Regions from separate parts of the Homo sapiens genome. Here region 2 is linked to region 1. A link is an interaction called in ENCODE POLR2A ChIA-PET data of the cell type or tissue named here. Cell type or tissue: PC-9. All regions are shown on one strand. Links, peaks and the distances in the headings refer to the core of each region. The heading gives the core; the rest is flanking DNA.

Region 1 (8,388 bases), core at 3,161-5,660:
GGAAGAATCAGCAGGCAAAGAGATAGAGAGAAGGTCACCGCAGGCAGAGGGAAACACATGCGCAAAGGCCTGAGCTCCAGAAGTCTCAGGAATTGAGAGGGGTCCTGAGAAGTCAGGGTAGAGAAACGAAGGAAAGAGAGGACGGGGATGAGGCCAGAAGCAGACCTAGGCCCCAGACCAGGTGGGGAGTAGGGGCAAGGGAGAGATCTGGGATGACATCCTAAGGCACTGGGAGCACTGGGTAAAGGAAGGAGGTGCACACAGGGGTTCATTTCAGAAAGATTGCAGCTATGTGAAGAATGGGCTAAAAGAACAAGGATGGATGCGGAGAGACCAGATAGGAGAATGCTGCCCTGGAATGGGGCAGACGTGGAGATGGGGCCTAAGAGAAGTGAATGGAGGGAGAGTTTAAGAAGTGTACCTGGGCCGGGCGTGGTGGCTCACGCCTGCAATCCCAGCACTTTGGAAGGCCGAGGTGGGCAGATCACCTGACGTTGGGAGTTTGAGACCAGCCTGACCAACATGGAGAAACCCTGTCTCTACTGAAAATACAAAATTAGCCGGATGCAGTGGCGCACGCCTGTAATCCCAGCTACTCGCGAGGCTGAGGCAGGAGAATCGTTTAAACCTGGGAGACAGAGGTTGCGGTGACCAAGATCGCACCATTGTACTCCAGCCTGGGCAACAAGAGTGAAACTCTGTCTCAAGAAAAAAAAAAAAAAAGGAAGTGTACCTGACAGGTCCTGGTTCTACAATGTCGTTCAATAAAGCTTTGTAGTTCTCTATGTTTAAAAAACAAAACAAACAAACAAAAAAAAACACTCAGCAGTGGTGCTAAAATCAGCAGTGGAAATCAGGATGTCATAGACAGAAAGCTGCTTTGGGAAGTCTGCAGGTGGCGGGACTGGCGCAAAACAGGTGGCACACCAAAGAAGGTTGGGCGGAGACGGGTGGGAGGAGTTTGAACACATTTAAATGGGGAAGGGAAGAGGCTGCTGTGCAGGAATAATGAACGGTCCAGGGCTCCCATAAAGCAGGAGTTGGGTCCAGAGCCAGGTGGAAGAACTAGCAGCCCCAGACTCCCCAAGACTCGACCACTACTGCGTCTCTCAACCTGCAGGCACCTTAAACACAACCTAGGCAACACCTTCCCAAAGCCCCCATCTTCAGGATGGCATCACCCAGGCGACCGGAAATCTGGGAGTCATCCTGGAGTCTTCTTCTCCTTCATGTCCACATCCAACTGAGTCACCAAGTCCTCTTGAACCTGTCCCGTGTGCCCTGTCTTCCAGCCAGAAGCACACGACTATGTGCTATCGATCAGATCTGCTTGCCAGTCACTCATGCTGACTCATTACTGCTCCACAATGGCAGATCTCACGCACATCAATTCCACTCAGCCTGGCCCTAACTACCCACATTTCTAGGTGTCACTCACTGATTGTGGCTCCAGGGCCCATCTGTGGTTCTCAGGACTCTTTCCTATATGATTTTACCTGTGGCTCCTCTGCTCCAGACTGCTGAACTCCATGGCTGGCATCAAACATCAGCCTTCTCTGGTGCAGAAATTGTGGTTCTACGAGTCTCCAATATCTGTAGAGTCTGCTGCCATCTCCATGGCCTCTGCCCTGGTCATGCTTTTTTCCTTCTCATCTGGATGCCAAGTGGCTACCCTATATCATCTTGTCCCGTCCATTCCTTCCTTCAGCTGTCCACCAGTGACTTTTACAATGCAAACCTGACCATATCAAACTCCAGATTAAAATTGTACCTTGGCATTCCAAGTTCCACCTAATTATCACTCCTCACAAAATCACATTTTAATGACAGTAAAGACACACAGGCCGGGTGCGGTGGCTCATGCCTGTAATCCCAGTACTTTGGGAGGCCGAGGCGAGTAGAACACCTGAGGTCAGGAGTTTGAGACCAGCCTGACCAGCATGGTGAAACCCCGTCTCTACTAAAAACACAAAAATCAGCTGGGCATCGTTGGTGGCATGTGCCCGTAATCTCAGCTACTTGGGAGGCTGAGGCAAGAGAATCGCTTGAACCCAGGAGGCAGAGGTTGCAGTGAGCCAAGACTGCACCATTGCACTCCAGCCTGGGCAGTAAGAGCAAAACTGTCTCAAAAAAAAAAAAAAAAAAAAAAAAGACACACATAATCATCCTAAAAAAAGAAGTAGAGGATGATATCAGCAAACCGGAGATTTTTATGAGTTTCTAAAAACAGAAGGTGGACAGGATCATCAGCATGAACCATGGAACCCTAAATTGGAAACATGGATGGCCAGGATGAGAGGCTCCAGTCTAGCAAACAGCAGGGATCAGAATGGGATTAAGAAAAGAACAGATGTCAAGAGGAAGACAGCCTGTGGGCAAGCTTTGGGAGCTGTGGCATTGATCCCCTCCCCCTCCCACACTCTCCCCAAGCTGTGGCTAGAGACCTAGTGATAACGGGTGGGGGAGGGGAAGAGTTTAGGTTATGTACACTCTGCCACACGAGGAATCTCAACCATGTGAATCTAAAAAATGTTTTTCAAAGTCAATTTAAAATCCCTTAGTCTTCATCAAAAGTAAACATATGAATGCTAAAATTGTATTGAAAAATAGAAGAACAAAGGAAAAAAAGCGAAGAAACTCTTACAAAGAATGAGAAAGCACTGGGAACTGTCAGAGAACAGTGATCAGGAAAGGAGGGGACGTCCCCATCTGCCTATTAAGAATCCCAGAGGCGTGGCTCACGCCTGTAATCCCAGCATTTATGGAGGCCGAGGCAGGCAGATCGCTTGAGGTCAGGAGTTCGACACCAGCCTGGCCAATATGGTGAAACCCCATCTCTACCAAAAATACAAAAAATTAGCCACGTGTGGTGGTGCACGCCTGTAATCCTAGCTACTCGAGAGGCTGAGGCAGGAGAATCACTTGAACCCGGGAGGTGAAAGTTGCAGTGAGCCAAGATTGTGCCACTGCACTCCAGCCTGGGTGACAGAACAAGATTCCATCTCAAAAAAAAAAAAAAAAGAATCCCAGAGGCGGCCAGGTGTGGTGGCTCACGCCTGTGGTCCCACAACTTTGGGAGGCCAAGGTGAGTGGATCACTTGAGGTCAGGAGTTCAAGACCAGCCTGGCCAACATGGTGAAACCCCGTCTCTACTAAAAAATACAAAATACAGCCGGACTTGGTGGTACATGCCTGTAGTCCCAGCTACTCGGGAGGGTGAGGCAGGAGAATTGCCTGAGCCCGGGAGATGGAGGTTGCAGTGAGCCAGTGAGCCCAGATCGTGCCACTGCACTGCAGCCTGGCCAACAAGCGAGACTCTGTCTCGAAAAAAAAAAACAAAAAAAACAAAAAAAGAATCCCAGAGAAAAGAACAGAGGAAATGGAGATAAGGAATTAATTAAGAAAATACAGTTTTCACTTGGTATACACAGGGGATTTGTCCCAGGGCACCCAAGTACTCCAAAATCCGTATGTAATCAAATCCTGAAGTTGGCCCCAAGAGCCCCACTACAGGAAAAGTTGGCCCTCTGTGTACTCGGGTTCACAACCCGCAAATACTGTATTTTCAATCTGTGTTTGGTTGAAAAAAAATCCATTTTAAGTGAACCCACACAGTTCAAACCCAAGTTGTTCAAGGGTCAACTGTATTCTTTGAAAATTTCAGAGCTGAAGACAGACCTAAGTCTTCAAATTGGCAAGGTTCACCTACCTACTAGTGCCATCCTCAATGAAAAAAAAAAGTAAGAGTTACCATTTAGACCCAGTCTCACAAAATTTCAGAACACCAAGGAAAAACAAATGATCCCAAAGGTTCCCAGAGGAGAGATACAAGTTACAAGTAAGAATCATTACACACCAGACTTTGTGAGCAACACTGGGTGTTACAGCAACCCCTTCAGACATCTGAGGGAAAACACTTCCGAACCACAATCTATCAACCAACCAATCATATGTGAGAAATAAAAAATTTTTTTTGAGACAGGGTCTCACTCTGTTGCCCAGGATGGAGTGCAGTGGTGTGAATGCAGCTCACTGCAGCCTCAACCTCCTGGGCTCAAGCGATCCTCCTGCCTCAGCCTCCCAAAGGGCTGGGATTACAGGTGCGAGCCATTGCACCAGGCCAAAAAAACATTTTTGACATATAAGAACCCAGAAAGTTTATCCTCGTGTCTAACAAATATGAAATCCTAGAAAGAGGAAAGAGAACATGGAATGCAGGAAATGCTGGAACCACTCCAAGGGCACAGTAAAGGAAGCCCTAGCGGCTGTGTGGCACACATAGCAAAGGGGTGAGGAGGCTCAGCATGAGGGTGATTAAGAAGCTGGGTGATCACGAGGATGTGGGAAGGCATGCTTCCTACTTTAACTTTCTAATTTCCAGATGGTAAACCTGAAGCAGGCTAAAATGTGACATAATTTTGAGTAATGTCTGAGTAATGGATGGCATCTAAAAATAGGATCCTGGCCAGGCGCAGTGGGTCACACCTGTAATCCCAACACTTTGGGAGACCGAGGCAGGTGGATCACCTGAGGTCAGGAGTTCGAGACCAGCCTGGCCAATATGGTGAAACCCCGTCTCTACTAAAAATACAAAAGTTAGCCAGGCGTGGTGGCACGTGCCTGTAATCCCAGCTACTCGGGAGGCTGAGGCAGGAGAATTGCTTGAATCTGGGAATCGGAGGTTGCAGTGAGGTGAGATTGCACCACTGCACTCCAGCTTGGGCGACAGAGCGAGACTCTGTCTCAAAAAAAAAAAAATGTAAATGGTATAAACCTTAACAGCATAAAAGTCATGGTATAATGCAAATGTGTTCAATACACCATCTGTGCAGAGGAAGCCATGAGAAATAGTGGCTGCCTCTGACAGGCAAAGTAGGAAAGCAGAGATCCAAGACAGGGGACAACTCTACAGCTTCCCCCTGTGCAGTGTCAGCTTCTTTCCAGCAGCACGAGTTACCTTTCACAAGGAAGACTTCCTGAGAGGCAGCGCGCTCACAGTAACAGCGCGGCTCACAGAAACCAGGAGCAGACCTGGGAAAGGAATGGGGGACACGTTCTTCCTTGTTTTTCTTGACAGTCAGCAAATATAATCACCACTTGACAGAAACACAGGCCGAAATGTCCACAGGAAAAAAATCAAAACATAACAGAAATTCAAGTGGGGCATAGGGGAGAAGGCTGGCATGAGCCACGGGCCTGGCGGTTCACAGTGGGGAGTCAACAGATTCTGCTTCAAGATGGCAGCACAAAACCAGGGCTCAGCCCAGAGCGCCCCTCGGGGCAAATGCCAAGAGAAACAGGCTGGGGGCTGCCCCCGGCAGAGGGACTGGTGGGGGTCTCTTGCTTTCCCTTTTGGGCCTTTTTGTACTTTTGACTGTTTACTTCTATGCCCACTGGTTGATTTCTAACTCAAAAAAATAGAAGATAATAAATGCGACTCATTCATGGACTCACCAGCACCTTCAGGACAAAATCCAAAACCCTCAGCAAGCTCAAGGCCCTCCTCGAGCTGCCTGCTCCCTGGCCCGTCCCCCACCACAGCCCAAATCCCATGCCCACTCACGGGTGCGAAGCACCCAAGGTGCCAGGCCAGCTCAGGAGTCCCCCTGCTCCTGCGCACCCTGCACTCCCAGCTCTGCAGGCACTTTCCTCCCACCTACCACACCACTCAACCCTCCACCCTCCAGAAAAAGCCCTGCCCCTCAGCCTAGACTGAGTGGAAGCCTGCCCGCCCGTGCCTGGGACAGGCTGTTCTCCACTTTAATTCTGTCCAAGAAGATACATTTGCTATTTGCCATTGAGTTCCCGCTGCCCGTGGCGCTGTCTCCAGCTGGTTAGCCTCGGAGTCCAAGAGCCTATCGAGTTAATAATTTAGGAGAGAATAACCATGGCTAAAGCCTAATTCTGGAGTCACTAATAAATCTGAGGCAAAAGGAAAGGTTGGGCCTCAGTTCCCCAATCCGAGGAAGGTGCAGGTGGGAGGAGATCCACAAAGCCTCACAGCTGTCAGGCAAATGCTGTGAGATTCCATTCACATTGGCCAGGGCTTAGCTTCTTTCCTCACTCGTCCATTTGACAGGTTAGCTGGAGTCTTCTTTGTCCAGGTAATAATTAAAGGAATCTAATCACAATTTGCCAGTGTCCTTATTCATCCACCACTAGAAGGGACCCCTCATCAAGGGGGTGTTTGGGGGTGACCTCGGGGTGTGCAGTCCTTCCCTCCAGCTGCTCACATGATGGTTAAGGGCTCCTGGGAAGATAGGCTGCCTCAGTCCCGGCTTCCGTGTGACCCTGGGCTAAACATAATTTTCTGCACCTCCATCTTCTTATCTGTGAGGTGGTGAAGATAACTCCATCTGCTCCCATAGGGCGGTCGCAAAGATCAAAGGAGATTAGGGATGTAAGGTGCCTGGCACCCAGAAACGGCTTGGGAACAATGGCTGCCATTCACAAGACTGAAAATCTCTATGTCCAGAATAGCTGAGGACACTTCCCCATATCTGTCCCTGCAGTGTACACCCATGCTGTGATAATAAACTGACAAATGAGAAGAGTGAGATACAGGGATTGGGTCCTGCCCTGCACGTGGTCACCGAGAAAGGAGCCAGGTGATCTGTAGTGGGAAAATGTTGACTTTTTTTTCATTTACCCTCTTCTCCAGACAACCAAAGGCAGCCACTGTCCTTTTCAGAATTCAGTGGGAATGTCCACAGCATGAGGCCAGGCGGTGTTTCCCTGGCTGTGCTGCTCCAGGGCACCAGGCCACCTCCAGGCATGCAGAGCTGCTGCAGACTGTGCCTGGTCTGCAGAGGAGGCCTCTGCCCTCTGGGAGCAGCTCCAGGCTCCGGTCTCAGGGCAGGGCCCAGGGTGGCTTGAGCGGGCCCTCCTTCCCGGCCTCCTTCAGAGGGAACCTGTCCACAGCACCCCCACGCACACCAAGTCCACCTCCATCTCCCCTGCCCTCCAGTTCCCATGTGCTCCTGATGACCAGCCAGGTCAGGCTGACTCTACCCTCCCCGAAGGGAGAGGGCCTTCAGGTATCCTCTGGATTGAATTACCCCAGTTCTGACCTGGTTCCAAGACACATTTGAGGACCTCACTGACCAAATCAGACCTTGGCCCCTGCCTAGCCATGTGTGTGTCCTCTGGAATCAACATGCCAGGAACCAGCCCCTTATGTCAGCTGGAGGCCCCAGCAGGATTATAAACAGCACCTGCTGGTTTTAAGGTTGCTACATGGCCTGGGAAGTGGAGTTGGGAGGACTGTGTGCTAACAATGGAGGACAAATGACAGCAAAGTAACACTCAGGCTTGGGTGATGCCCTGATGCAGGTAACAGGGTGGCTCCTGGCCTGTGCATGGGACCAGGAGCCAGGGCCCATGGGCCACGTCCCGCGTGTCTGCAGCCCCTGGCCTCAGCCTGGGCCTCTGGCCCACAGCCCCTGCTGGCTGCCTGGCAGTCCCCGGACACCTCTGCACTCCTCTCCACCCTTTTGTCCCTTAGGCCCATGAGAGATGTTTTCAGAAGACGGTTTTCCTGTCTTCCGATCATTAGAACTTGTGGGGGCAGCTCCTCTTCTGGCGTTTCACAGAGCCCTTGGGCCCTCACTGTACACCTGCTGTCTCGGACCCTCCCTTCCCACCTGTCCAGCTGTTCCCCGGGCATGACGTAGCCTGACATGTGCCCTTTTCACCCAGTCACTCATGCATTCATCCACAATGTGCTTTCCTAGCCTGTGCCGGCATCGCGCTGCATCCTGGGGTGTAAGGCCCCTGCCCACAAGGCTAGCACACTGGGCGCAGAGAGACTCTGAGTAAGGACATGGTTTAATGGGATAACTAGAGATGGCGGTAAACCAATGCAGTGGCTGAGAAGCCTCTCCAGGTGGGTGAAGTGAGGAACGGGGGTGCAAAGACCATGGGTGGGAATATAACTTGGCCGTGGTGAGTGAGAATTGGGGGGTGAAGGCCGACCATGCACAGCCTCAGGCTAGGGTAGGGCATAGGGATTTCACTCTCTGTGTCTCTGCAGCGTGGTAAGCAGGGGAACGGTATGATGTGGCTTAGGTTTTAAGTCATCCCGTCTGGCTGCTGTGTGGAGTGGTTACAGGGGAGCAGGAGTCCAGCTGGGGGCCCACAGTGCCCACCAGGAGCTGCTGAGAGAACATGTTCAACGAGGTCCGGGAAGTGACTGCTCGATTCTGCCAAAAGAGGGATGGCGCATGGGTGACCTGACAGGAGAATTCAGTGGCATCCTGGTAACAAGTGGCAGAGTTTGCCAGGGGGGAGGCAAAGGAGTGGATGAGGAAGTGAAGGGGCGTTGATCTAGGGGTATATTCGTGTACTGATGGGTGGCTTCCTGGTGCTGCTCTGACAAAGCCCCACAAA
Region 2 (6,341 bases), core at 983-3,482, 1.1 Mb before region 1:
GAGGTGAAATGAGTTAATGAAAATCAAAACAGAGGAGCAGCAAGACCAGTGGAAATAACTCCAATATCCAAGGAGTGACCAACTGGCACAGATCATCCCCCGCTCTACTCTCCCTCCAAAAGCCAGACCACTGGGAAGTGTCCACGGCGGTCAGATGCCATCAGGAGCTGAAATGAAATGGACTATGCGGTGTATGTCTTCCTTTGTGTGGGGAGAAGGGACTTGTCCATAATGCGAGTCTGCTGGCCCAGGTCATGAATGACAGGCACAGCTCCCAGCCCCAAATCATCACAAGGGTCCATGACCTATTTTCAACATTTCAACAAGCCCAATCCAGCCTGGGCAGCATGGTGAAACCCCGTCTCTACAAAAAATACAAAAATTAGCTAGGCATGGTGATGCACGCCTGTAGCCCCAGCTACTCAGGAGGCTGAGGTAAGAGGATCACATGAACCTGGGAGGTCAAGACTGCACTGAATCGAGATCATGCCACTGCACTCCAGCCTGGGTGACAGAGCAAGACTCTGTTTCAAAAAAAAAAAAAAAAAAAAAAAGCAAAGAGCCCAACAATACTCAGAGTTTAACTGGCAGTGAGGCCACGTGAACTGACTATAAAAGCACATCTCTCTGCTTTGGGCCAGGGTTATCATTTATAAAAAGACTCCTGTCAGAGGCTGGAAATGGCAATTTTGTACAACCTTGATATAAAATAGGAAAGGGAACTACTCCCTGGAAACTGCAGCCCAGCTGGACCAGTGATGCCTGAGTTCTCCTGTCTGGGTGGCATGAACAGGGACTCAAAGGGCCTTGCAAAGAGGCCTTGTAGAGGGCTGGTCTATGCTGGGTGTGTAGAGGAGGCCACCTGAACATGTTTCCCAGGAACATTTCCAAGGGCCTTATGTGCAGCCTCTGAAATCAAAACCCATTCTAGAAGCAATCCCAAAGAACAGAGACACAATGCAAGGCCTGTGGGACCAGAATACACAGCCCAAGGCCCCTACTCCAAAGTGTAATATTCAGGGTGGGGAAAGGATGAGCAGCAGAAACTAAGAAGAAGAGGAAAGGGAGCTCCCGGGGATGGAGGGGGCTGAGTGGAAGCAATTTATAGGGTGCAAGCGGCAGCACTGTAAGAAAGTTTGTGAGGAAGGAGAGTTTTGTAACCGGAGTCAAATCCAGAGGGGCTTCCTGGCAGAGAAACAAACCACAGGTCAGGCCAATGATGGTCCCAGCTCTAGCGGGGCCCTGCCCTGGGCAATGCACATTTTAGTAAGAGGTAAGCCAAGGCCTCTGGGCCCCCAACCCTTCACTAGTGCTAGTGTGCTGAACCCCTGGCTCAGGAAGAAGGGAGGTGCTACAGGGGCAGGCCTTGGCATGGAAGGAATTGGGAGCTGCTCGGTATAATGCAAACCTTTAACTGCTCTTTTGCCTCTTCCATTTTACTGTTCCTAGAGTCAACCTGACCCACAAAACAGGCAACACCCACATGAGAGCTCCTCATTCTGAAGGGAGCACTACACACAACTATGTATAATTGAGACCTTTTCTGTACAACGTACAAGTGCACCAAATGGGGGAGCCCTGCTGGTCCTGCTATCCCAGGATCCACTGTTCAACTCTCCATCTCCCTCTTCCACTCTGCCAGTTCACCCTTAGATGGGTCCCTTCTCTGGTTCCTCCCTGAGAGTTGGCTCTGATGCCCTTACCCGAGACCGGTGCACTGGGTTGTCAAAGTCGGTCCCATCTGGAGCCAGGAGCAGCCAACCGCCATAAATGGGTTTTGCCTAGAGGAGAAAAAAGAGGGCAGGTCACCAGCAGCCTTCAACCCAGAAGAGAGAACAGGTCAAGTTAACAGCAAGCACTCGCTGGAAACAGATGTTGCCTCTGCTCTGCAGAGGTCATGACACCTATTTCCACTGCGGTGCGTCTGCAGCTGCTTGAGAGTCAGAGGCTGGCGGGGATTCTGCAGCATCCGGGGTGGAGAGCATACAGGCCCTGGCAGGAGTGTGAGAACCTGGAGAGTACAGGATCCCCTAAGACATGCTGTCTCCTGCAAGTTACTGATCAAGCCACCAAGATCAGGAAAAAATGACATGTTATTCAACAAATATGTGAGTGTCAGTGTGTGCCAGGCGCCAGGAAATAGGACATGAACAACACAGTCAAAAAGCTTCATCCTGAAGATACAAAACAGGGCCTGGAGAAGAGACTGCTTTCGTGATCAAAGCCAGCTCTGGCCAAAGAATCATCAACTGACTGGCTGTGTGACTGCGTGCAGAAACTCTTTGAGTTCAAACTCTCCCATTTGAAAAGTGAGAGTGATGACAATTCTACCTAAACCTCATGACTCTGATGTGAGGACTGATGAGATAATGCAATCAGTAAAACCCAGCACAGGGATGTAAAACGGTGCTGCCACCTTGGAAAAGTCTGGCAGTTCCTCAGAAAGTTAAAGGCAGAGTTACCCTAGGGCCCAGCAATTTCACCCCTATGTATACACACCCAAGAAAACGGAAAACAGGGGCTCAAATAAATACCTGCACATGAATGTTCATAGCAGTATTATTCACACCTGCCAAAAGGTGGTAACAGCCCAAATATCCATGGACAGATGAATAGATGAACAAAGTGTGATGGGTCCACACAAGGGAACATTATTCAGCCAGAAAAAGGAATGAAGCACTAACATACACCACAACACCGAGGAACCCCGAAAACATGATGCTAAGTCAAAGAAGCCAGGCACAAAAGCCCACATATTACAGAATTCCACTTATGCAAATGGTCCAGAATAGGCAAATCCACAGCACAGAAAGCAGATTAGTGGTCGCCAGGGACTGGAGGAAAGGAAATAAGGAGAGACAGCTAACAGGTATGGGGTTTCTTTCGTGGGTGACTAAAATATTCTAGAATTAGACAGTGGAGATGGTTGCACAACATTGTAAATATGCTAAAACTCACCAAACTGTATACTTTAAGAGAGTGAATCTTAAGATATGTGAATTATAGCTCAACTTAAAAAGCTGCACAAAGAACACTGAGCACAGTGTCTGGCCTGTGAGGTCTCAACAAATGTGAGGCACTGCTATATTTTACCAGCCACAGAGTCCCCACTCCCCAGACCACGGGAGGAGCTCAACAAGGGGAATCTAGACAGACACTCTGGCTCAATCTCCTTCCTCAGCCACACCCAGCTGGCGAGAATGCATTGGAAAAGGTACAACCAGTCCCATTTATCCAGTGCCTTTCGGAGGGCGGTAACACAAATTAAAACCCAAGTTCTCTGACTGCTGCTTACACACACAGGACCCCTCATGGGTCCTCCTGATGTGCTTTTTATTCAGTGCTCTCCAAACTAGGAGGCCCCACCACACTACCTCATTTGGTAGCTGCAGACCGTGACTCAGAGAGGGCAGGCCACGTGCCAGAGGCCACACAGCCTCCAGGCTGAACCAAGAACCCCCCTTTACTTGGCTTCCGCCTGCAGGGTCCTCAAGGTCCCCAGGAGCACTGGCTTTCCCCATGAATGGTGCAAGTGGAGCTGTGTGCCTGGGGTCGGGGGAAAGCTGCAAGGACAGGAGAGGCTTGCTTTGCTGCAACAGGGGAGTGGGTGTTGGCTGCAGACATAGTCCAGGAGGGCCAAGGAGTATGTGGTGGAAATCCCACCTGGGAAGGCAGAAGCAAAGGCGAGGAGAGGTCTGTGCTCTCTACGAACTCCAGCTGTGCCCAGCAAACCTCAAGGTGGGCACACACGCTCGGCCTCTCCACACCCCACCCAGGAGTGCACATCCTAAGCAGACCCCACCCAGAGGCCTTGCATGGGAAAGCCGGAGCTGGACAACTCCCTGTGTGTATCTGGACTCTGTGACTCCCAGCTCGGCCTCTCACCGGCCACAAGTGCCCACCTGTGAGGCCAGAGGCTAGCCTGCCAAGCCATTCCTCTATCTCCATCTTGACTATGCGCCACCACCCTGGCCTCTGGAGGCAGGGCTTGGGGTGTCATCACATAATCAGCTACATTTACCTGACCTTTCTCCAGGAGGAACTGTGGGGAGCCAAGGGATCAGCATCTGTTCCCTCAGAACCCGAGCCCTGGTCTCAACCCAGGCATCGTCAGCAAACCTCTGCTCAGGAACCCCGTGTGCATGGCCCTGGGTGCTGTATACCAGGGAGCCTGCAGCAGCCACTTTGCTTGGCTGTGACTTCCTGATATGGATCACCACAGAGGGGACTGATGCAGGTGGGCGGGCGGCGCAGACACAGAGCAGAGAGCGAGATGTAGGGCCTCTGGGTGGAGGAGCAGGCTGGGATGCAGGTGACACCCCACCCAGCGTTCATCAAAGCAATTCCAGAGTGATAGAGAGCAGAGGAGTGGCTGCCTGGGGCTGGGACGGCGGAAGGGGTTGGTGACAGCCAAGAGGTGCAGGGTTTCTTTTGGCGATGATGTAATGTTCTAAAAGTGACTGTGATGATGGCTGCACATCAGTTGGAATATCCTAAAAATCATAGAATTGTATCATTTAAATGGGTTAAACGTATGACGTGTGAATTTTATCTTAATAAAGCTATTAAAAAAAAGCCCTGAAGGTAAGGACCCCATAGATAACAGGGGGAGGCCTGGGGTGGAGAGGACTCTCTGGGCAGGGGCGCAGCTGATGCACAGGTGCAGAGGCAGGAATGATGGCGCCATGGGGCCATGAGGAGCCATCTGTAATTACTGAGAACTCACTCCTCAAGTCCAGGGAGCCAGGGACAGGAACTGGCCAGCTATATCACCACCACTCTTGCCTCTCACAGCCAGCCACGTGGGCTGCGCAGCCTCCCCCAGCCTCCTCAGCTCCCCAAAACCTGGCCCTCTCTACCATCCCTCAGGGCTTCCCCGAAATGTCCCTTCCTCAAGGGGACAGTCCTGACCCTCCCCCTCAGTCTCTAACAACTCACTTCTGCCATTACCGTCACTGCACATCACAGAACTAATTTCTACCTACCATTTCATTATGTACGTAATTACATTGCTATGACATGTCTTGCCCCCCACCCCCACCCCAGAACCTTCGCTCCAGGAAGGCAGGGATGGGGTCTGCCTAGCCCTGGCTGTGTCCTTGATCCTGAGGCAGGTGTGCAGAGGGAGTGGAGGTGAGTGCCCACCGGCCTAGGCCAGCAGTGGGTGGGTGGTGCCCTCTCTGAGTTACCTTCTCCTTACATAACCTAGGTCCTGACTCAGACAACCTGTCCTCATCCCCAAGGCGTGGGAAAGGCCTCCCAGGAAGAGCTGCTGCTTCTCTATGTCTCAGACTATCTAAAACTGCTGCATCCTCCCCCGCACAGCAGACCACAGTGTCTTTAAGTGCAGCAATGCCCACGGGCAGAGGCTCCCACGCACGCCCACCTGGTCCTGGGGCAGCACCTCTAAAAGGCCCTAAAGTATTCTCTTCCAGACGGTCCTATAATAATCTGAAACTGGGACACTAAAACAGACAGCCCAAAAGGCAGCAGGCAGGAGGGAGTGTGCTCTGGAAATGCTGCGTGGGTAGGCTTAGCTTTGCTGTTTTCTGGTTGAGCTGCTGGGCATTTTGGAGGGAGGCAGGAGAAGCAGGTATCTGTTGTTGACATGGGGGATCTGAGCTGGGCTGTAAGGACCCAAAGGATGGGGCCCGAGTCCTGTTTCAAGCAGCCCTGCACACAGGGCCCCTTTCTATGCAGGTCCTCCCAGAGGATGCATGTGGCTCCGGATCCCATATAAAAGTGACCACATGAGAGACTCCCCCGAGCTACCTCCTCTCCAATTAAACTCGGCCTTCACTCATGACCCACACAAGTCGGAGGCTCCACTTCTGGCTGGCCTCTAGGAAGAGGCTGCTGGTGGTCTGGGTGTGCCTTCAACCTGAAGCTCTTTCAAAAACAGTGCCTTGAAACTTCTGCTTCCTGGACGATGGGGCAGATGTAGATTTCTCCTGCTAAGTACAACCAAAAACCTGGGGCCATCATGTATAAGACAAACATGAGAAGACTCTGAAAGGTGGAGAAAAAAAGGTAAGTGGGCCAGGGACCCAGGATCCAAGGAAGGACACCGTGGTGACTCTCCCAGGCTTTCTTTTTGTCTCACTATCCCAGAGTGGGTACTGGAGAAACTGGCAACCTGAAAACGCCAATGGGCACACAACCAAAAAAAACAACAACAAAAAGCTACTTTCCATAGCTGAAGAACCAGAAAGGAGCAGCCCAACAAGACAGAAAACTCTTAGACAAGAACCGCCTTACTCTGGCCAAAAGTCACAGGAAAGGCAGCACCCCACCCCCAAGTGAGCAAAGGTTGGACTTCCACCCTTGTGAGGTGCCCCACA

The links. ChIA-PET counts read pairs that join two places held together with the same protein. Peaks named below come from ENCODE experiments on the same cell type or tissue, not always from the same donor. Only the 100,000 strongest peaks of a DNase experiment are listed, where the experiment ranks them.
Region 2: POLR2A ChIA-PET joins it to region 1 with 5 read pairs; 1 of 35 experiments calls an interaction of 5 or more read pairs at or near these places.

Annotation. Positions count from the first base shown.
Region 1 is chr17:15,950,354-15,958,741 of GRCh38, reverse strand. All of the region lies in intron 1 of ADORA2B (adenosine A2b receptor), which reads right to left. Among named protein-coding and RNA genes, the nearest start is that of ADORA2B, 9.4 kb to the right of the region's middle. RefSeq lists an enhancer at 7,106-7,903. In PC-9, for the core only: no CTCF peak of the experiment used is centred there; a DNase peak (open chromatin) is centred at 4,311; H3K27ac peaks cover 2,500 bases.
Region 2 is chr17:17,071,150-17,077,490 of GRCh38, reverse strand. MPRIP (myosin phosphatase Rho interacting protein) reads right to left here. Exons shown (of 24, transcript NM_001364716.4): 2 at 1,704-1,781. Among named protein-coding and RNA genes, the nearest start is that of MPRIP, 32 kb to the right of the region's middle. RefSeq lists enhancers at 4,285-4,811, 4,812-5,337. In PC-9, for the core only: no CTCF peak of the experiment used is centred there; no DNase peak of the experiment used is centred there; H3K27ac peaks cover 2,336 bases.